Regions from separate parts of the Mus musculus genome. Here region 1 is linked to region 2. A link is a loop called in an ENCODE intact Hi-C map of the cell type or tissue named here. Cell type or tissue: heart. All regions are shown on one strand. Each heading gives the region's core, and the rest is flanking DNA. Links, peaks and the distances in the headings are about the cores only.

Region 1 (11,235 bases), core at 1,224-9,223, 61 kb after region 2:
AAAGGCCAGGAAACCCTTGCTGCTGCTTCATCAACAACCGACAGCTGTGATTAGAGAAATATTCTGTTATCTGCCACTCTCAATGTTTACCCCAAAGACATCTCTGTTTCCACACGAAGTCAGTTTTTTTGTTTGTTTGTTTTAACATTCTCATTGGGACACTTAATTAAATTTGGTTTTTCATTTTAGGTTTACTTATGCAGACCAAAATTATATACTCAAATTTATACACACAGAAATCCAGACAAATTTATATACACAGTTAGTTAAACATTGAGGCATGCAGCTGGTTAAGCACTTCCAGTGGTCTTGGCGTGTTTTCAGTTCTGAATATCTGATCAAAATCCATTATTTTCCCACAGAGATCTGTAGACACACCTACACACAAGTATTTGCATGAGATTTCTGATGTTTAGAGATCTTTTAAATAACCACACACACTTTTTCTTTGAAATGTGAATAAGCAAGTCCAGTGGTTTTAAGCATCTTTTAAGAGAGTTTATTGTAAAGGAGAGTAAAGATGAGGGATTCTGCTAAGTTGAGTAGTTTGTTCTCTGAGTAAGAGAAATTACAAATTTCAAAATGCACAGATAAAAACAAATCTATAAGATATCCTATCTAAACGCCACTTGTAGGTCTTGAGAAACAACCACCTAGGCAGTGTCTTGCTGGTTATTTCATTAGTGACTTTTTTTATTTTTTAAATTATCTATATAACATTCATAATATATTGATTTGTCTCTCCATGTTAGATATCTGAAAGAGTATTTAATAATTGCAGATAATTATCACTTGATTCCTTTGGGGAGGTATTGGTCTGTAGGATTTGTTTGTTTCTGATTTTGAATAAAGCCTGCATGACAACATCTTTCTACCTGCTGGCAGTGGGTTGCATACATTAAAACCAGAGGTATAGAGCAAATATTTGGAAACACCATTTTTGTAGTGACTGAACTATCATTTTGATTTAGAATCTTGCTTGTGTTTTTAACATTTAAGACTCTGAATCACTTGGAAGCCAAAACCATCATGTGTTTGGTGTTTGGCATTCTTTTGGTTGAAGAAAATTCTAGAGTGAATTTTTTTCTTTTTTTTTTTTAACACCAGCAGCCAATAAGTTTCAGATGTTTTCCAAGAAGCAGGCTTTCTGAAGCTGAAGTGGAATTTTCTGTGCCGGTCTACAAATAACAGTTAACATATGCGTAAGTCACAAACGAGGCAGGACTCAGGAAATGCCTAGTAAGGAAGTAAAGGAAGCTAAAAGTTAAGTAATAAAGCGTTTCCATCTACATTTCCTAGGAAACATTGAAGCATTTAAAGAAAGATGTACCCCACCTACTTCTCAAGGACATCGCTATTACAAACCGCCAAAAGGTGGCTTTAAAATGAAGGAAAAGCAGCTTTGAAATTCAGTGACATCTGTCATAAATTCAAAGCGTTCAAGAAAAATAACAAAAAGAAAAGTTATAGTCTCATAAATTAACCAAAAGTAGACTCTTCCGTGACTTCATAGCATCTAGAGATTGACTCACACCGTGAGTTGAAGCCTCCTTTAAAGATGGCCCTGCCCTTGTCATCTGTCATCGTCCTCTGTCCATGAGTCAACACAATCTTCATAGTTTTGCTAACAAGTGAACGCTCTTCCGTGGCGGTCTTCAAATGCTCACCATCTTAATCTACAGTGACTTGGTGGGGGTTCTTCAAGTTGTGGCTTCAGAAATGATTAGGCCAATGGTCGAGTTCGTTTTTTCTTTAGAGCATATATTGTGGTAGAAACCAAGCAGCCTGATTTCTCTGGGATGCAACAGGGCATCCTGCTAGCCATGTGGATCACTTGAGCATCCTTCAGTGACAGCCAACTTGAGTTTAAGAGAAACCCTACTCGCTTCCTACCTACTTACCTATCTACCTGAGCTATGAGCCTGAAAAACACCACAGTGTCCCCCGAGGTGTCAGTACTGACAACAGCAACCATGCTGCCACCCAAGATAAAATTCTGCTCCAAGTACTATTAAGCAGGCTCAGAAACTCCCCCCAAGTCTACATAGATAAAAGGCACCTCCTGCAGGTCCCAAAGGTATCTTGCCACCCAGTTCGGTGGGTTTTCCATCACGACTTCCCAAATAATTTGTTTTTCACCTCTTTTAGTTTTCTTCTTTATACTTGACAATGAGGGGCCTGCATTTGTCTGGCAGGCATGAACAGAGTGCAGTAGTAAAATGGACATTTTATGTTCCCTGGATTTGTGTTGTACCCTATACTTCACAAGTAAAAATAGTGCAACTATACCCTCGGTATTAATACAGAATGATCTGTTTCCAACTCTTTGCTTTCTTTCTTTGTTTTCCTTCCTTCCTTCCTTTCTTCCTTCCTTTCATTCTTTCTTTTCTTTTCTTTTCTTCCTTCCTTCCTTCCTTTCTTTCTTTCTTTTTTCTTTCTTTTCTTTTCTTTTGCCTTCCTTCCTTCCTTCCTTCCTTCCTTCCTTTATTTTGTATGAAACTGTGTAATATAGCTCAGGCTGGACTTGGGCTTACAATGTAGTTAGCCAGGCTGGCCTTGAACCCCTGGCCCCCTTCTCTGCCTTTCTAGTGCAGGATTATAGGTAGTCCACCACACCAAGCATAAATGCACACTTTAAAAAGAAAAAGCCTCACTACTTGACACAGGCAGGCCCAGAACTCTTCATGTGAAGCAGGCTGGACTGAAGCGTGACATAATTTTACTGCCTCCGCCTCCTGAGTGCTTAGAGTCTAGGTATGGACCCAATACTGGACCAGTGTTCTCCTAATTCTATGAACAATTAAACCCCATGTCAAGTATTTTTAAGAAGCATATGATACTATATTCTTTTAAATTCTTCCGAAATAATTAGTTTGGAAACATAGTCACCAACTCAGAATCAACTTAGCAGGTCTTGACATGGAACTCTGGAGGAATCCTTGAATTTGGGAGTCTTATCATTCATTCTCTTGGATTTAAGAAAGAGATACGGACTTTTTTCTTTCTTTCTTTCTTTCTTTCTTTCTTTCTTTCTTTCTTTCAGATTTTAAAACTGACTTTTGTTTCTGATGTGTAAATCCTCAGCTCTCGTAGACTTCTAACATCTTAAAAGCGATTTTCCCTCACTGCAATGAAGGTAGCCTCTAAAGGATAAAGGGCAGAACTCTTTAAGTAGGTTTAGGAAGTTTGGCAGCTTATGTAATACCTCTCCCAGTCACCGGGTCACTCCGCACTGTTTTCACTCTGGCTCCCATTCGGACCACATGGAAGTTAATTTTAGTTTTGCAGAAAGGAGAGAGAGGCCGACCACAGACGCCCAGGATAAACTCAACTCAGACTTACCTTCCTGGTTTCCTGGGTACTCGCAGAGAGAAGGAAGCATTGTTTGTCCTGCCGGTATCCTTCTTCACATCTGCTAGCCTGAGTTTGAGAGGGTGTGTGTGGGACAGTGCCAGAGACGTCCGCTGCAATCTTCTTAGTCCCTCGGAGTGTCAGGGTCTGGTAAAAGAGACAGATCGCCACCACCAAACCCACCAGGAAAGGTCGGGGGCAAAATCGCCGGCGACAAAGGAACCCGGGTCGACAGACCATGACCAGTCCAGGATCACTTGGCCCCTGGCCACGTTGTCAGTGTGAAAAAAACACACATCTGTCTTCTTTTTACACAATTCCAATCAAGTTCGCCCCATCTCCGCTTGAAAACTTTCCGAAGGTTCATGCCAAAGATTCATAGGACCCAGCGGTCAGAGGTGGTTAATAGCCCTTAAATGAAGGACAGTAAGAAGTGACTGGCCAGATTTTTTTTTAAGATGTCAAAATAAAGATAGTTATAAGAAATCATCCGAATGCATCCCCAGCTACCAAGAGTTCCTTCCGGTAATGCCTTACTTCCACAACATTCTTAAAGTCAGGAGTTCAGCTTGTCTCCTCTTTTGGGGCAAAAAGAAAGCACCGTAAAGCGGGTCTGGAGGCAGAAACCAGCCGAAGACGCAGTCGATTTAACGCGAAGTGCCTGTTGCACAGCTGGGCGCCGGCCAGGTTGTCCTAGCAGTTTCTCATTTTCCCTCCGGTTTTAAAGCCATCCCGCTCCCAGCCTTTTATGTTGTAGAACTGCTGCTTCCTTTCGTTCAGTTTTAAATTGCCACTTTGCTGCTAGCATTCACGGCTTTTAACATAAAAAAGGGGGATAGCAGTTTGGCTGTATGTGGTTACTGTCAGGGCTTTGCTTGCGTTTGGTCTCATTCCGTTTCAAGTTCAAAGTTCTGTGTACTTACTCAGTTTTCATCCTTTTAGCCAGATTTTTTTTTTTTCATGATCCCCTAATGGATTGCTGATCAAAATCACTTGGAAGGAAACACCCAGGCGTAGGACTCCGCTTCATCTCACTCTCACGCACGGACAGACACGCGCAGACTCGCGGAGACACGCGCGTGCCAGCTGCACACAGGGCCGAGAGCCGGAGGACCTGGGCCATCGCTGCCACCCAGGCCGAGCGGGGCGGAGCTAAACTAAGGCTTTTTCTGGCCTTGGGGGCTGTCCGAGCCGCGTTATAAGTTTCTGCCCCAGCAAAGGGTAGGCTACTAATGTGCATGGGAACAGCAGTTGGCACCCATATCCCAACTTGGAACGTGGCTACCTATCCAGACCCGCAGAATTAGAAATATACTTGATCTCTGATCCTCTGTGTCACTGCGTTTTCCTAATACAGAATAACAAATGGCTTCTAGTCAATAGATGCTAAAGGTCGAGGAAGAGATGAAGGCCGACTCTGAGCTAACCGGGAGGCTTATCACTCCAGGGAATTGTGGTCTCGCCTAAGAGGACAAGAGAGTCATCCGGACAGTCTGGACCACTGAAGAGGAAACATTCCGTGTAACTAAAAGTCCCCTCTCCATTCCAACAGAGTCCTTCCGCCGTTATTACCGCTCTGTGGTTCTCCGAGGCAAATAGTCTGATGCCTAGCTCTTCAAATGAACTGACTGTAGTAGGTATTGAAGTTCTAACTTTTGCCCAGGAGAAAGGAGTACCCAGCAGGCTTTTTAATTCCATACCAACCCTCTCACGGGCATCACTTTTGGCTCAGCAGGATGAGGGACCACCGAAGAGAACCTCCAGGTTCTTGCTTTGGCAGCTCTAGGAACGACTAGTTTAAGCTCACGGGGACATTCTTCAAATACCTAGATGGTTTCTATACTTTAGGTCTAACCAAACTTCTTATAGGCAGATGTTCTCCCTTGAGGCCACACCCCTAGAGTAAACCCATTCCAGACTCAGAGATTACACTCTAATATTTTGTGAGAAAGAGCGCCCCCTAGAGGTTCACAGCTACAAAAGATTCAGAAAATGGACATCTCTTGCTAGTAAGAAACTTGAGTCAGCTTGGGATAGATGAGCAGAGAGAGAGGAGGGGGAGGGAGAGGGAGAGACACAGACACAGAGAGAGACAGAGACAGACACAGAGAGAGACAGACACAGAGAGAGACAGAGACAGAGACACAGACAGAGAGACAGAGAAGGAAAAGGAGGAAGAAGAGAAGAGGGACAAAAAAGAAAAGAAAAAAAAACAAAAGAAAAAATAAAAAAGAAAAGAACAGAATAAAAAAACAAAAAAAGAAGAAGAGAAGAGAAAAGGAAAGTTTGCACCTTAAAAACAAATTAATTAGGTCAATATAGAATAAACAATAACTTACCTCAGTCTATTTACATATAGTCTATAAAATGTTTTACTACTATTTAATATATAAATTCAGTCTTCAATACCATGACAAATAAGGGAATGGGAGAAAATTAACCTGGTTTTCACATATAGACATTGAAAGAGCATCACTGCTGCATGCCACAGGTTTTGTGTGGATGTAATATATTTTGAAGGCCAATAGGAATTACTAGACCTCTAAACTGGAATGGTTTCTATGTTAATAAGACCCAGAGTATGGTAAAGCTGTTTACTGGGTGTTATGAGCAGTATAGGTAGTTGTTAATTATTAACCCTAGAATTATGAAAAAAAAATCAAGTTTTGAGGAAGGAAGAATCCTTTTTTTGGAGGGAGGAATTATTAAGTCACTGAGTCAGATTACAGAAGAGTAAATTGGATGCTAACTAGAATTGCCTTTAGGTTGGGAGAAGGGAAACGCAACAGAAGAGAAAAAGTTTACACAACATTGTAGCTTTCTTTTGGCTAAGAGGAAACTAGAAAGGATTCTGATAAGTTGAAGAACTCAATTCCCTATCTTGACTACAGAGTCCAAGGGAGCAGAAGACAGTAGTAATAATATTAGAAATAGTTATAGTATTAGAAAAAGAAGGGGTTAATTAGAAGAAGAACGTGGCAAAGGAAGCACAGCTCCCGGTGGACTGAGACTCCTGGGACCACATCAGATGTTAGAGTCAATCCACTACGGACATAGATCATCACACTCACCACCTCTTACAAGCTGTCCTGAAATAAATGCTTTGGAATATGAAATCTAAGTCCATCATTTGTGAGATCAGAGTCCCCCCTCCGAGTACTGATGGCCCAGGTGAGATGGTCCATGGAAGGCACCTAAGCATCCTGAACAGCTGGCAGGTGGATGAGAGCGGATGCACATCTGTTAGGTGCTAGATCCTCAGGCTCAGTCCGAGCAGAGCTTAGAATGTGGTGAGGTGTCGGACTCGTGAGCAGATCATGGAAATGGTGAGCCACGGGGAACACAAAAGAAGCAGATACAAACTCTGTCCCTAATTGTTCTCTTTCCATTATTCTTTGTGATGAAGGGGAACAGACGGTTTGAGAGGATGGCTTTAGTCATGCCTGACGATCAAATATTGTGTTCTCAAAGTCACAGTTTTGATGGCTAGATAAAGATAGAGATATTGGACATATTAACGCAGCACCCTGCAATGTTTCTATACATGCATGTAGCATGTTATTTACAAGTCAGCCTAAACATATATAATGACTCAATGCTTATCATTTCTTTGGGGTAAAAACATTAAGAATTTTGCCTTTAGGTTCCTCACAAATGGGATCATATGGGCTTTACTTTTTATACTCGTCCTTTCCCACCTAGCATAATGATCTCCAATTCTACCCACATTGTTGGAAATAACAGGATCTCATTCTCTTCTTTTATTGGAATAAAATGATGTAAGCATAGCTCATTGTCTTCACTCACCAGCTGAAGAACACAGTAGTCATTTCTATCCTTGGCTGTTTTAACTAATGCTGTGAACAAGAGTGCGGATGTCCTTTAAACACATTGTCTTGTATCCTTGATTCTGTGCCCAGCAATGGCACTGAGTGACTGATAGTAGTTCTATTTTCAAAGTTTTGACACATCTGCAGCCCTTTTCCCCACTAGCTGTAGTAACTTACATGGTCACCAACACTCCACATTCTTACCGTTCTTGCCATTTTGGCCTTGTACCATGACCATCCTAAATGGGGTGAGGTGGCATCTTGCTATGGTTTTGATTTGTGTCTTCCTGGCATTAGAGAAGCTGATCACTCTTCTAGATGCTAACAAGTGATTTGACCTCTTCTTTTGACAAATGTCTAAATGCAACCATTTTTTTCCCAATGGAATTGTTTTGTTTTTTGCCATTGAGTTCTTTGTCTTCTTTCTATATGAGTTATATTTGAGTGGGAGGCTAGGCAGAGTTAGATTGGAGTCTATACAGGAAACAATAAAGACAGAGACCATATTGGCTCAGTGGTGGGAGTGGGAGGGCATATCTGTAGTACAATTGTGAACCTGGGGTTTTGGCATTGTTTCAAACCAGATGCTTTTGTGATCTAGTTCATAAAGTAACCTTTACACACACACACACACACACACACACACACACACACACACACTTCTTTAAAAGTAGGCATTTAGCAGCATTGTGAGGAGAGAGTGGCAAACATGTACTCTAATATCAATGTTGTACAACATAGAACAATCTTCCACAAAACAAAAACCTTCAGTGTTCTTTCCAACATATAAAATATGATCTTTTTATGACACATATAGCTACTTTTGGTTTTGGTATGCACTTGAGGTACTTGAGTTTGACTCAAATATTCAATGAAGGCTTATTGTTTGGGAATCAAACTCAGAGCCTTGGACATAGTAGGTAAGCATTCTACCACACACCTACCCACAATCCTTGGGTTTTGTTTGTTTTTTGTTTTCTGTTTGGTTGGTTTTGGGGACAAGGCCTCACTATGTGGCCCATGGAGACCAAGAGCTCGCTATGGACCTCTTATTTCAGTTTTCCAATTGCCCAGCTTATGAAAACTGCATTTTAAGGTATTGATTTTTAAAACCATGTGCAGATAAAAATATGTGTAAAAAGATTTCAGTGCTGGACCAGGGATTCTCTGAATTTCAACTTCATCATAAACCAGGGGCACCACGATCAATAGATGGCCTCAAAGGTCACCTGGTGATCCAAAAGTTTTGTTTCTGTAACACCTTTCAATAGGAACAACCTCTCTGATGCAGTCTTCCGAGCCCTGCTGGCTTATGTCAGGGAATAGCTTTTCTCTACAAGAAGGTCCTTGATTGTGATAGTGTAAAATCTGGTTGCAACTACTCACGGTGGTGTCCCACGTCAAATCTTGGGAATGCTGTTAGCAGTAAGTGGTCCGATAAAAATCAGACTGCCTTCTCAGCTCTTATCATTTCTTATGCTGTGCTCTGTCTTGAATTTTCCCAATAAACTCTAAATACGAGTTGGTAGTTTTAAATCATGAGTCATGTATTAATTAAATCTGTTCAAAGGTATCCTAGACACTATGGAAAACAGAAGACATGTGACAGATACTATAAATGACTAGGGTATGACACACCGATAAAACTGGTCCAAGCAGGATGACTTATCAGCTTCAAAATCTTAGTGGTCTAATGTAGTAAAGCTCACATGTCAACTTTCTATTACTTCTCAGTTTCCTTAAGACTTTTGATGACCTCACAGACTCTTAGATATCCACTGAGGGTCTCTACAACTTATTAGCACAAGAGGAACAAGAAAGAACTGGTTATCTCTTAGGAGGAGAGCTTCAGATTAGCATGTCATTGTATTGGCCTGGGCCTGGTGACATGGAAAATGTACCTTATCAATAAGCCAAGGAGGAAAAGGAAATGAGCTGACACACACAGCTGAAGTGAAGATAAGCCATGTGTCCTTGAGAAACAAAATAGGGAATACATATCTTTCAGGAAGTGTTAAGAAAGCTTCGAAATCCCAGGCATTTCTCAACTGGCCCTGAAGAGTCTTAATACTTTCAGCTGCCACTTGGGCAAAATATGAACTTTGTATCCTAATGGGGAACCTTTAAAATAAAGTTGGGAAAGTATTAGCTACAGGTGAAAGATGGCTTTAGTAATTTCCAAATTGAAATTAATTTGGTCTTCATGAACAAACCTTAGGCATCCAAGAAGTTTCTTAATGGACAGATCATAGAAGCCATCAGGATGAGATAAATGTGACAGTGAAGCTATTTTTTTTTAACCAATTTTAATTGTAAACATGTAGAACCAAATCTCCTTGAAATCACCTGCAAAGGTCATGTGATTCTTCTCTGCAGTGCAAAATATATACAAAGTTGAATAGAAAATGTGTGGGCTACCTTCTTCCCTCATCCTTTGCCCCGTAGGAGGCAGCTGCTACACTACTCTAGCATAGACAGAGGCACCTTATTAGGCCTTCTAAACAAAGCTCTGCATGCAGATATTATGATTCTGTTTCAGGGTTAGATCATGTATCCTCTCATGTCAACCGAATGGCTTTCATCCATTGCTCACAAAGTCAGAGAACTGTGTCCATTTAGGCTCATACATGGTTCTGGAAGTGCTGTGGGCATTAGTCAATGAAATCACAAAGTAAGACACTAAAACAAGGCCCTGTTTGTTTGTTTGCTTCAATGTTTAATACAGTCAATATTTGAACATGCTCAGTTTTCTTCCAACTCACCTTGTCTCTCTCCACATAGCCATATGCAGCCACTTTTTGTTCACGCTAAGAATTTCAGTTTAAGAGAACTTTTTAGTATGACCAAGGTCTGAGGACCATGTGAACTGCCTGCCCAGTGTCTGCCCAATTTATACATGGAAATATATGCAGTTCAACTTCTTCATGGTCATGCTGGTCCCTTTTTTTTTTTGACTGTTTGTTTAAATAGGTATATCTTGCAATCTGTACATTTCAAGATGAGAAATCTGTCCTGATAGATTGAGGCCTCTGAAGCAAAATGGTTCTGATTTTAGACCTCCCCTTAGAGTGGCACTTTGCCAGCCACACTTTGCCTTGGCAATTCTTTATTAAGTGACCATTTGGTGCCACTACTTTTAAAAAACCAGTCAACTGCTTAGCTCACAATTTTCAGTTCGTCACTCACTTCCCACAATTGTCTCTTCACCGGTATTTTGAGCTAACTTCCATTGGCACCAAATTTATTTGAATCGCTGTGTGCTGTATTTTATTTCACACTGTGCTAATGGCCCTGTACCTTGTGTAAGCTATCACACTGCTTCACATTGAAAGCTATTTTGCCTGTCTCTGTGCTTTTGCTGTATCTAAGTGTCTACTTGCAAGCGATTGCTTGAAACATTTTCATTGTGGAAACCTACACATCACTCATTCAGATACTCTGTATCAGTCTTACCATTGTTCTCCTAACCATTTCCCATCTTGGTGATATTTGGTTCAGGGAGGGGAGCTTTTAGCAGTTTCTAGAAACACTTTGGTGTCCCAGCTGGCACTGGAATACTTTTGGCACAGATGCTGCTGAGTTTTAGAGCAGAAGCCCACAGTTGCTATGAACTCTATCCTCTAATGAAGATACAATCATTGGCAGAAAAAATGCCAAAAGTGCTGAGGCTGGGGACTTTCAAATTTAAATGAATGAATAGCTGTACAGTTCCTACTTGTGGCTGCCTGAGATTTATTTGTTCTGTACATTGGGATAGTGAGTACATCAGCTTTTTTTTTTTTTTTTTTTTGAGATTTTAACAACTTCATAATTATACAGATCTTTTCCTGCCCAAATGTTAATTATGGACAGAGAGCCTCCCTTAAGCCTTTTAAATGTCATTCTCATTTGAATCCTTTAAATTATACATAGGCTGGGAATGGTGGGATATGTCTTCTGTCTAGGGTATAAACACTCAGGAAGCTGACTCAGGAGGATCAGGGCAAGTTCTCGGTCAGCCTGGGCTACACAGTGAGTACCAGCCTGAACTACAGAAGGGGGCACGGTCTCAAAA
Region 2 (11,235 bases), core at 1,225-9,224:
GTATTTACCCTTTGATGTAGGCTTAGTCGACACATGTGCTCCCTGGGTATGCAGGGTTTCCCATCAGCTTCCCTAGAAGGCAGGCAAATGAACAGATCCCAGGAGTTCAAACCACCTAAAAACATTAAACAACATTTAGCTCCTTCCAGTAAAGAGTGTGATGATTTAAACTCTAACACACAAGTAACATTGTTCGTAGCAAAATGCTTATACTCAGAATAACTAAAATTCAACTCTGACTCAAAAGCTTAACATTTCATATTTAGCATTTTAATCTAAGAAAAATTCAGATATTGAATATCTATAAAATTATGTTGAAAAATCAAAATTAGACTATGTATAAATTACCTTAGTCTTTTAAAAAATTGTAAGACTTCTTATAAAAAAAGAATATGCTGGCAGAAAGCAAAATTAATAAAAATTTGAAAGGTTTTATGAAAAATTAATCTGGGAACTCCTTACAGATACTGGAGTGAGGTTCAAAATTCAGGACACAGCATGAACTGAAACAACTAATATTTCAGCTTTGACCAAGGACAGAATCTCTGCCAATAAGTCATCTACTCTGTCACGATAACTTGCCAACTTATAAGAGTGAGTGCTGGCAGGCTCGCAGGTTATTATTTATGAGCATGTAAGAAGCTATCATTATTGATCCCTCTGTGTGTGTGTTTCTGTGAGTGTGGTGTATATGTGTACGGCACACGTGCTTAAGCATGACTGTGTGTGTAACTTTCCTGATCCCTTCAACACAGAACCTCGCACTGAATCTGGAGCTATGCTCACAGCCTGGAAACCTTGGTGGCCCTTGTATCTCTTATGATACAACACTGCTGACACAACACTGCTGTGTAGGCATGAGTGGCCACCTCCCACTCATTTTTTAAGTGTGGGTGCTAACATCACGAGAACTCAGGCACTCTTACTTGCATGGTAAGAGTTCTTACTAGTCAGACATCTCTTCATCCTAGGCAATTATTCTTTTCTTTCATTTTTTTTTTATTAGTCAGAATGCCTTAAATGTAATCGGTGCTTTAAAAATATTTGGTAAATAGATAATCCCTGATGGAACAGTAAATGCATCACCCCTTGGAGACAAACAGACAGAAGAAATGTATTTTGATTGCTAGTGATATAGATAATAACCAAACAAGTGCATTGAGAATAGTCAAGATGGAGTGGGGCTCAACCAACAAACTAGTGTAGCTTGACACATTTCCCCAACATTTGGTTTGAAAAATTAACTTAAAGGATATACTTGGAGGGACCCATGGATCCAGCTGTATATGTAGCAGAGGATGGCCTTATCTGGCATCAATGGGAGGAGAGGCTCTTGTTCCTGTGAAGGGAGTTTGAGGGTGGGGAGGTGGGAGTGGGTGGGTGCGTGGGGACGCACCTTCATAGAAGCAGGGGGAGTGGGATAAGAGGCTTTCAGAGGAGAAGCCAGGAAGGGGGAGAACATTTGAAATGTAAATAGATAAACTAACCAATAAAAATTGTTAAAATATATTTTTTATGTATATTGTTTCCCTTATGAGTGGTGAGGCTAACATTCTTTCAATAACTTTTCATACCACACCCCACCACTCATCTCCTGCACCATCTGGAATGACTTCTAAAAAGCTGAGGAGGCAACCAGCTTGTCCAAAGCCCTCGCTTCTCTTTTTTTTTTTTTTTGAAGATTTATTTATTTATTATATATAAATACACTATAGCTGTCTTCAGACACACCAGAAGAAGGCATCAGATCCCATTACAGATGGTTGTGAGCCACCATGTGGTTGCTGGGATTTGAACTCAGGACCTCTGGAAGAGCAGTCAGTGCTCTTGACCACTGAGCCATCTCTCCAGCCTCTCATTTTTTTTTTTTTTTTTTTGGTAGAAGAATTTCTCATGTAGAAGCGTAACTCTTCCAAAGTAAGGCTGAACAATTGAAAGAGCTAATAAGGGAGAAGAATCTATAATTAGCCGTGAAATCTCATTCTTTGCCAACCAAGTACTTTTTCATCTGACAAACCCCATGCAGTCTGGACTATGTTTTGTGCTGCCTTACTGCCAGAAGGGGAAACTTCCTGGCAAACAAAAGTGATCTAAACAACTGAACTCAAGCTCTCATCTCACAACTGTGTTGTTGGCTTGTTCTTGAAGATCCTGAAAGACAGCACAGCAGTTCAGAGGGGCAGGGGGGAAGTCAGCAGAGAAGCTGGAGTAGGGAATTTTATCCAGGCAACGACCGACCGGCCGCCAACCCTCAGGCTTGGGAGATGGAGGCTGCCATATATACCCTCACTTTGAAGACACTTTCAGACCAGTTCCTGGAGCTAAAACCAGATACAGCGCAATGCCTCTAATCCTCTATTTTGAACATTCAGCAGGCTTTGTCAGCCAACATCTTTTGATTTGAATTCAAAGAGAAATACAATGCATTTTTTATTTCGTACCATGTCTGGTTCAGGAAATAGTGAAACCCTAGGGGGGGGGGAACTTCCTGTCATAAGATCCCCAACTAAATATTTTAAGAAGATAAGGAAATGCAAAGAGATGGAGATTTCAAATTAAGGACTGCATTGTTGGGCTCTTAAACCAGAATGCATTTTGAATTCCTCCAAGGCATGTGCCTTCTGACTTTGCAGGCACACAATTTCTAGGGTTGGTAGAAAGAAACACACATATCAGTGATAAACGTTTAAAATTGAGAGACACATTTAAATAATTTAAAGCAATTCATTAAGAATTTTCGACGAGCAGTACTCTGCTCAAAATACATTTTTAAAAATGGAAAGGAAAAGAGCAGGCAGCAAGTGCCCTCAGCAATCTATTGGAGGGGTCTAAAACATTAAAAGGGATTTAGGATAATATAAAATATTACAGAGTCTCTTGGCATTCGTAAGGTGACCTCTCATCCCTCAAAAATATTCAATTAATATTTTAACTTAAAAATGAATAATTCAAAAAAAGGCTCATAGCCCTTCAATGTTCTCTTAAATGAGGTAAAGTATAATGGGAATTTCAAGAGATGTCTTCATATACTTCTTCTGTAATTATTGCTACCATGGTCCACACAGTGCTGATTGTTTCCGTTCAAAGTTTCTCTTTCCATCACTGAATTCTATGCCAACCTCCCAAACCTCTATACGTTAAATATTTAGTAATATTTTCACTTTGTCTACATTTCTTTCTCTGGCTTCAGAAGTCAATTCCCTCCACTAACTCCCGCTACCATCCCCCACTTTTCGGAGACAAGTTTTAATTGTCTCAGGAGACATAATACGTATTCAAATTTGGCCAAACACACTCCCAAGCCATGTTGAAAAAGAGAAACTTTGACTTCAAAGCAAAGGATATTCCCTAAATACATCGCATCTCCAAATTAGCCTTGGGGCATTCCAGGTACAAATTTCTACCTTAGTAAAATTTCAAACTATTGCAAAATTTTTGGGGGCCTTGGGGTCCACCATTTAGTAGAAGACAATATAAGCCACTAGCAGACACATGCTCAGCACCCACAGCAGAACTCATAAGCAAGAGACATGGGGACAAGTGCAGTCCTCAAACAGCTTACGTGTGGCCAGGATAGTGGGTAGGTATTTGCCATATGTAAGTGTTAGCAAAATCACACTTTATAAAACAGATTTCAGCCATTTATGGAAATTCTAGTATCACTTGGACTATATCTTGCAAGGCATTAAAGATTTCGGGGAGGTCTCCAGGAGTTCTCTACTTGGCCCTAAGTTTGCTTCATCTGTACCTAGAAGCATCAGTTTTAGACCTGCTGTAAAATACTCATATGTCCCCATTCTATTCATCCATCATCTGACAAAGAGATGTTTCTGTTTTAGCTTGTACTGAATTAGATATGCTCATTAGCTAAGTTGGTTTTGTTGGAAGGATACAGGGATATTGATATTTGGTCAGTTAGTGGTAGAGAGATATCTGAAAATCTCTTTGATGTCTACATTTAGCAAGTCTGCCACAGGATGAGGCTTAGTGTAGCACCAGCTACATTTTATTAGCTGGTTAAAGTTGTTAAAGACTGAAGTATGACCTTTCATGGTCTTCCTTCCTCTCAGAGCCTAGACACACTAAGAGAGATTTATGGCTGTCTTTTCTTGGGGTGGGGTGCCAAACTCTCTCACAAGCCACTCCTCTTTAGACTGACCCATCACTACTCACAGCCTCACTTTTGAATCTGCACATATGAGTTCCCGGGGCTGTTGTCTCAGTGTTAACGGGCTTAATGTAGACTTTCCTTAGTGAACAAACATTATAGCCTTTCAAATGTCTTTCTTGATTTGTTTCTTCCATATGTAGAGCTAACAGAGCTGAGAAGTAAAGTGTAGGTTTGAGTTAAAATAAAAAGCAGGCAAGAGAGTGCTTGGTGAACTTGGTGATTCCTTGAGTTGCTAGCCTAAAGAAAAAGTAGATTCTATATGGTATAGAATACTGAATTGGAATTTAGGGTCCAAATCTGCAATGACTATATATAGGATAGTTTCAATGAGAATGGCTCCCACAGGGTCCTACATTTAAATACATAGTTCCCAGTTGGTGTAACTGTTTGGGAAGGAATAAGGGGTGTGGCCTTGTGATGAAGGTGTTTGACTGTGAGCGACTTTGCGGCATCACAAGACTTGTGCCATTCCCAGTGTGCTCTCTCTGTCTCCCCGGTGTGCTTAAGATGTGAGCTCTCAGTTGCTCCTGCCACCATGCTTTTGCTCTTGCATCATAGACTCTAACCTTCTGGAACAGTGAGCCCAGGTAAAATGCTTTCTCTCATAAGTTCTCTTGGGCATGGTGTTCTATCACAGCAACAGAAAAGTACCTGAGATAAGTAGCAATGAATAAGGAGAGAAACATCTAAAAATTCTTCTAAGATTTCTTTTATTATCATTACTATCATTATTATTTGTGTTCGTGTATGTGTAGTGTACACACACACACATACACACACACACACATACACACACACACATGCATGTACGTATGCATGCCTCAAAGGCCAGAAGAAGGAATGGGCATGGGATTCTGGGGAGCAAAAGTTACAGTTCTTTCTACACTGCCCAACATGGGTTCTGGGGACCAAACTCTACTTCTCTACCAGAGTAGCAAGCATCTTAACTGCCGAGCCACCTCTCCAGCCCCAACAGGTAAGAATTTCTGAGTGCTCATAATGCTCCTTAATGTGCTCCAAATATTGATTTCAATTATTATTTTTTTTTACTTTAGAGATGGAATCTACTGGATATGGATGTTCTGAGAAGCACGGAAGCACTAGGTAATTTGCCCAACAGCTTCCATGTAGTTACTGGACTTGAGTGCTAGATTCTTAGGTCTAACAGCCATGATCTTGTCACCATTGGCCTCTTAAATCATGAGGAAGCGACAGAGAAATGTAACTTTTGATGCCACATTCCCCTTCATTTACTTGTGACAGCTGCGGACTAGAAACATACTTTAGAAGTATGTTGCACATACTTTAGGAGTAGAGACAGACAGACAGACAGACAGACAGACAGACAGACAGATAGACAGATGGACAGACATGCATGTAGGCAGGCACACACACACACACACACACCGTATATATAGCTTTGGTCTTTTTTAGTTAGTTCTTAGGAAGTCTCTTCTGCTCTGGGAACTTGGAGGAAAGAATGACTATAGTGGGTATACTCAGAAACCCCTCAACCCTCACCCAGCACTAGACCCAGTATTGGCAATGCTTCTGGCATTGAACTCCGTTCAGTCTTCCCATGTGAAATGAACTAATCTCCAATCACACGGGCACTCAGAAGCTACAAACACTAACCTGGCTTCCACCTAGTTTCAAAGTTAAACTTCCAAAAGGTTCCTTGGATTGCTTTTTAGGTGACTGATATTGTTTCTTTCCCTATCACAAGGAAACCAGAGCCTTATGAGTGACACCAGCCAAGAGAGGTCATAGGGTAAAGTTCTAGAACCAAACCGAACCAAACCAAAACAGGATGTGCACGTCCCACTCTCCGGCCCAAAATTACAAAAACACACACACTCCGCAGCCAGCTCCTCCCAGCCAGCACATGGCTGAACAAAACGATCTGGAGCACGCCACCACAGGGTTTGCTGGGAGGGATGTGTCACATACAATTTGAGAAGTTACGAAGACCCACACTTATTAATTCACACTTAAATAGACACTGTGTATGCTTTAATTCCTTCAACACAATTTTTTTTTTCTTTTGAAATCAAGCATCTACCATAAGGAGGGAGGCTGTCTTCAGAACATTTCCATCTTCCTCGGGCAGGTTGCCATAAAAAGCAAACAATTGTTTCCCGGTTCACAAATAACTTCCCTTGCTGATAAAGTATGCTGGATCAGTAATATAATCCAGAGTACAGAGCACTGTGAGATAGTGCTGTTCACACTAGTACCATTTGCACAGAAATTCTTTATTCTCAAGGAAAGAGAACTCCATACACTGGAAACAATTCCCCCACCCCAACCTGAAAAACCCCAGCCAAACAAACAATATTACATCTATTCCTGCTCTATTGTCATCATAACATTTACTACCTCCTGCTATGTATATAGTTGTTTATTATCTGCTTTTCCCAATTTGTTTTTATTTGTTGGTTGGTTGACCTTAGTTTGGTTTGTACTAATTTGGTTTTTTGAGGCAAGACTATGTGACCTTGGTGGGTTTTGAACTCCGATCTTTAGCCTCAGCCTCCTAAGTTCTGGGTTTACAGGCACACATCATTCCCCCCATACTTTTTGCCTCTGATTTGAATTTGAGCTCAGGAGAGCAGAGACTACAGCTATTTATTCAGTTTTATAATCTCCATGCTTATCAACTGGCTGAAATATAAAGAGAATATGTGACATATTTGTTAAACGTATATAAATGAGTGAGTTAGTGAATGTGAGCAACAGAAAAAAAAATTACAACTCAGTCAAAAGCTAAGGTACTCCCTGGGTTCAATCTCAAGCATGGCAAAAATAAAATAAAATAAAATAAAATAAAATAAAATAAAATAAAATAAAATAAAATAAAAGGCAAGGGAAAGAGAGGCCCAGGGAGAGAGAGGTGGCTGAGTAAGTAGAGGGCTAGCTATGTAAGCACTAAGTTTGGAGCCCCAACGTCTACATTTAAGCCAGGCAAAGTAGCACAACCTATAATCACAAGGGCTAAAGAAGGATAAACCAGCAGACCCCTGGGGCTTATTAGACAGCCAATTTGGTGAGTTCTAGGGTCAGTAAGAGACCCTATCTCACAGCCCAGAGGAAGACACATAGTATTAAACTCTCACCTGCAAATGTTTACATGTATACACCCTACATATACAGTAGAAAAGTAGGAAGGAAAGGCAGGCAGGCAGGGAAGGAAGGGAGGAGACAGGGAAGGAAGAAGGGAGAGATGGAGGGAGGGAGGAAAGGAGGACAGGAGGATATGAATGAAAAAGCCAAGCTTTTGAAATGCTGTTATAAAAAACAGAAAAATTCTTAGAAAAACACTAGTCTTTTGAAAAAGATATAATAAATATTTAGGTACATAGCTACTATGGATTAAATAAGAGGAACAAAACAAAGGAAAAACAGAGTTAAACCAACTTCCAAATGTCTTACATACAGGAAATTCTTCTGTGAACATTTAGAAGAGACTTAACTTTTTTATTAGATAGTTTATCTATTTACGTTTCAAACGTTATCCCCTTTCCTGGTTTCCACTCCAAAAACCCCCTATACCATACCCTCTCCCCCTGCTCACAAACCCACCCACTCCCGCTTCCCTGTCCTGGCATTCCCCTATACTGGGGCATCAAGTCTTTACAGGACCAAGGGTCTCTCCTACCACTGATGTCCAACAATGTCATCCTCTGCTACATATGCAGCTGGAGCCTTGGGTCCCACCATATGTACTCTTTACTTGGTGGTTTAGTCCCTGGGAGCTCTGAGGGTACTGGTTGGTTCATATTGTTGTGCTTCAAACCCCTTCAGCTCCTTCAGTCCTTTCTTTAACGCCTCCACTGGGGACCCTGTGCTCAGTCCAATGGTTGGTTGCAAGCATCCACCTCTGTATTTGTCAGGCTCTGGCAGAGCCTCTCAGGAGACAGCTATATCAGGCCTCTGTCAGTAAGCACTTCTTGGCATCCACAATAGTGTCTGGGTTTGGTAACTGTATATGGGATGGATCCCCAGGTGGGGCAGTCTATGGATGGCCTTTCCTTCAGTCTCTGCTCCACACTTTGTCTCCTCCCATGGGTATTTTGTTCCCCCTAGAAGAGACTTAAAATCTATGGTTTAGAAAGCAGACTTATCCTTGAGTGTCTAGCTACCAGAGCCAAACCTCATTCACTCATTCTCAGTATTAGGTGACAATATTCCCTAAGAAGACATCTAGAATTGTTTGTTTCCCTAAACAAACTTTACCAAGTATAAACTTATAAGACAAAGTACTACAGATATTTATTTAATCTCTGTGCATTCTTTTTGGCCATTTTTTTTTTAGTTTTTTTTTTTCTTTCTTTACTCTGTGCTAGGGACCAAACTGGGTATTCTGCACATGTAGACAAGTGTTCCACCACTGTACCAAACTAGTTCAGTCCAAGATGAGCATCTTTCAGATATTTATAATATCTCTTCATAATATGGAAGGCTAATTTACGGTTCTCTCTGCATTGGTCTTCTTGTGCAACTAAGTTGTAAAATTCTTGCTCAATAAGAAAATCCTTACTTTTTTTGATACTCTCCTGATGATAACATTACAGTTTTAGGCCCATTTAAGACTTGTTGATAAATTAATTAGGATCTATATTTAATCGCATCTCAATATTGATTTTCTTCTCTCCAGTCTCTGAAGAAGAATAAACTAATTTTTGTTCTACACATGCAACCTGATTGATCTACAGATCAGTAACATGTTTCCCATAATTAACTTTACTCAGTGCTGTCCTTCCCGAGAAGGGCTATTCATCTTACAATCCCTAACACAGACTTTGTAGATTCTGGGTTGGTGACTCAGAATTTAGCATTAATTTTAAGGCAAGCATTCAACAGGAGTTTGTTTTCTTTAACAAATTAGACAATATGATCACCAACTGTAATTCAGTTGGGTTCTTCACCCTGGGAGTCTGGCCGTAGGTGTTTGCTCTGATTCCACATTCCTTCCAAGCTGGTGATGGAAGCCCTGTGTCTCAGGACAGACTTTCCAAAGCATTTCCTCCCTGCCTCTCTGAACCTTTCTCAGATATTCACCCTGTGGGAGCCTGTGAGGCAGATCATGGAGACTGCTTCTGTAAACAGCTCTCAGCTCCTGAAACTCTTCTGACCTATTCATAAGTTCAGGAAAGCAATGGTACATATATATCCTCCAAAAGAAAATACTCCTACTCTGTAGAAATTTGCTTCACCAAAGCATGTGAGTTTACTCCCAAGAAATAAACACCTTAGGAAGTGGTTGCTTCAGGAGGCATGATGCGGTTCCCTCCACTACATTTTAATTATTAACCTCCCTTTGAGCTACAATTGGGGGTACATTTGAGTGTGTCTCTCAGACAATGTTCCGCCTGGAAGAAACCTTTTTTTTTTTAACCAAAATTTTAGATATTGAAGATGCTTGCCAGATTAAAATTATTTAGGAGACATTAACACAGCAACAAACTGAATTGTTTATAAGAAATGGGATATACATAATCCTGCCAGAATACTCTGATTAAAAAGGAGCAAGTTTGTGGGGAAATGGTTCATTGGAGGGCTAGTGAAGGACGCACATAGAATGAGCTTCAAGTACTGTAGTCCCAGCGAGTTCTTTACAAGCCTAAAGACAAAGATCCAATGATAAAACACTAAGAGTAAGACTGGAGCCACTGGTGCCCAAGGCAACAAAACAAGTAAAATACGATTTGATTATAAGTCCCCAGTACCCATTAATTAGTGAGGACAGAGGGACTAATCCCCATGTAGAAGAATTCCAGGTAAGTCAGACAGCTATCTCCACATTCTCAAAGAAGCAGAGCATCACTGCATTATTTGTCTTAGTTACTTTTTCATTGCTATGATAAAAACACCAAGCCCAGAGTAACTCATAGAAGGAAGGGTTTATTTGGGGCTTCCGGTCCCGAAGGGAAAGGAGCTGTCACCCTAACATCAAGGCAGCATCTCAACAGGCAGAACACGGCGGCTGATGTAGCAGCTGAGACCTCACATCTTTATTATTATTATTATTAGATATTTTCTTTGTTTACATTTATTTTTTTAAGTTTATTTATTTTATGTATGAGTACACTGTAGCTGTCTTCAGACACATCAGAACAGGGTATCAGATCCCATTACAGATGGTTGTGAGCCACCATGTGGGTGCTGGGAATTGAACTCAGGACCTCTGGAAGAGCAGTCAGTGCTCTTAACTCCTGTTATCCCATTTCCTAGTTTTCCCTCTGAAAATCCTCTATTCCCTTCCCCCTCTTCCTGTTTCCCAACCCACCCACTCCCACTTCCTGGCCCTGGCATTCCCCTATGCTAGGGCATAGAACCTTCACAGGACCAAGGGCCTCTCCTCCCATAATGACTGACTAGGCCATCCTCTGCTACAAATGCAGCTAGAGCCATGAGTCCCACCATATGTTTTCTTTGGTTGGTGGTTTAGTCCCTGAGAGCTCTGGGGGTACTGGTTGGTTCACATTGTTGTTCCCCCTATGGGGCTGCAAACCGCTTCAGCTTCTTGGGCCTTTTATCTAGCTCCTTCATTGGGGGACCCTATGCTCTGTCCAATAGATGGCTGTGAGCATCCACTTCTGTATTTGTCAGGCACTGGCAGAGCCTCTCAGGGGACAGCTTTATCAGGCTCCTGTCAGCAAGCTCTTGTGAGCATCTACAATGGTGTCTGAGTTTGGTGATTGTTTTGGGGGTGGATCCCCAGGTTGGGCAGTCTCTGGATGGTCATTCCTTCAGTCTCTGCTCTGAACTTTGTAACTCCTTCGATGGGTATTTTGTTCCCCCTTTCTAAGAAGGATCAAAGTATCCACACTTTGGTCTTCCTTCTTCTTGAGTTTCATGTGTTTTGCAAATTGTATCTTGGGTATTCTGAGCTTCTGGACTAATATCACTTATCAGTGAGTACATATCATGTCTGTTCTTTTGTGATTGGATTACCTCACTCAGGATCCATTCCAGATCACCCCATTTGTCTAAGAATTTCATAAATGTATTGTTTTTAATAGCTGAGTAGTATTCCATTGTGTAAATGTACCAAATTTTCT

What was found. Peaks named below come from ENCODE experiments on the same cell type or tissue, not always from the same donor. Only the 100,000 strongest peaks of a DNase experiment are listed, where the experiment ranks them.
Region 1: a loop joins it to region 2, with 5 times the contacts of the local background. A loop is called at or near these places in 5 of 42 quality-filtered maps.

What each region holds. Positions count from the first base shown.
Region 1 is chr6:21,979,167-21,990,401 of GRCm38, reverse strand. Cped1 (cadherin-like and PC-esterase domain containing 1) reads right to left here and starts at 4,492. Exons shown (of 22, transcript NM_001081351.1): 1 at 3,343-4,492. The coding sequence starts at 3,591. In heart, for the core only: a CTCF peak has its summit at 5,306 (motif pointing left); DNase peaks (open chromatin) are centred at 3,451, 4,061, 4,481 and 5,131; H3K4me3 peaks cover 2,870 bases; H3K27ac peaks cover 2,026 bases.
Region 2 is chr6:22,040,173-22,051,407 of GRCm38, reverse strand. Cped1 (cadherin-like and PC-esterase domain containing 1) reads right to left here. Exons shown (of 22, transcript NM_001081351.1): 3 at 9-115. Among named protein-coding and RNA genes, the nearest start is that of Cped1, 60 kb to the right of the region's middle. In heart, for the core only: no CTCF peak of the experiment used is centred there; DNase peaks (open chromatin) are centred at 2,117, 6,007 and 6,277.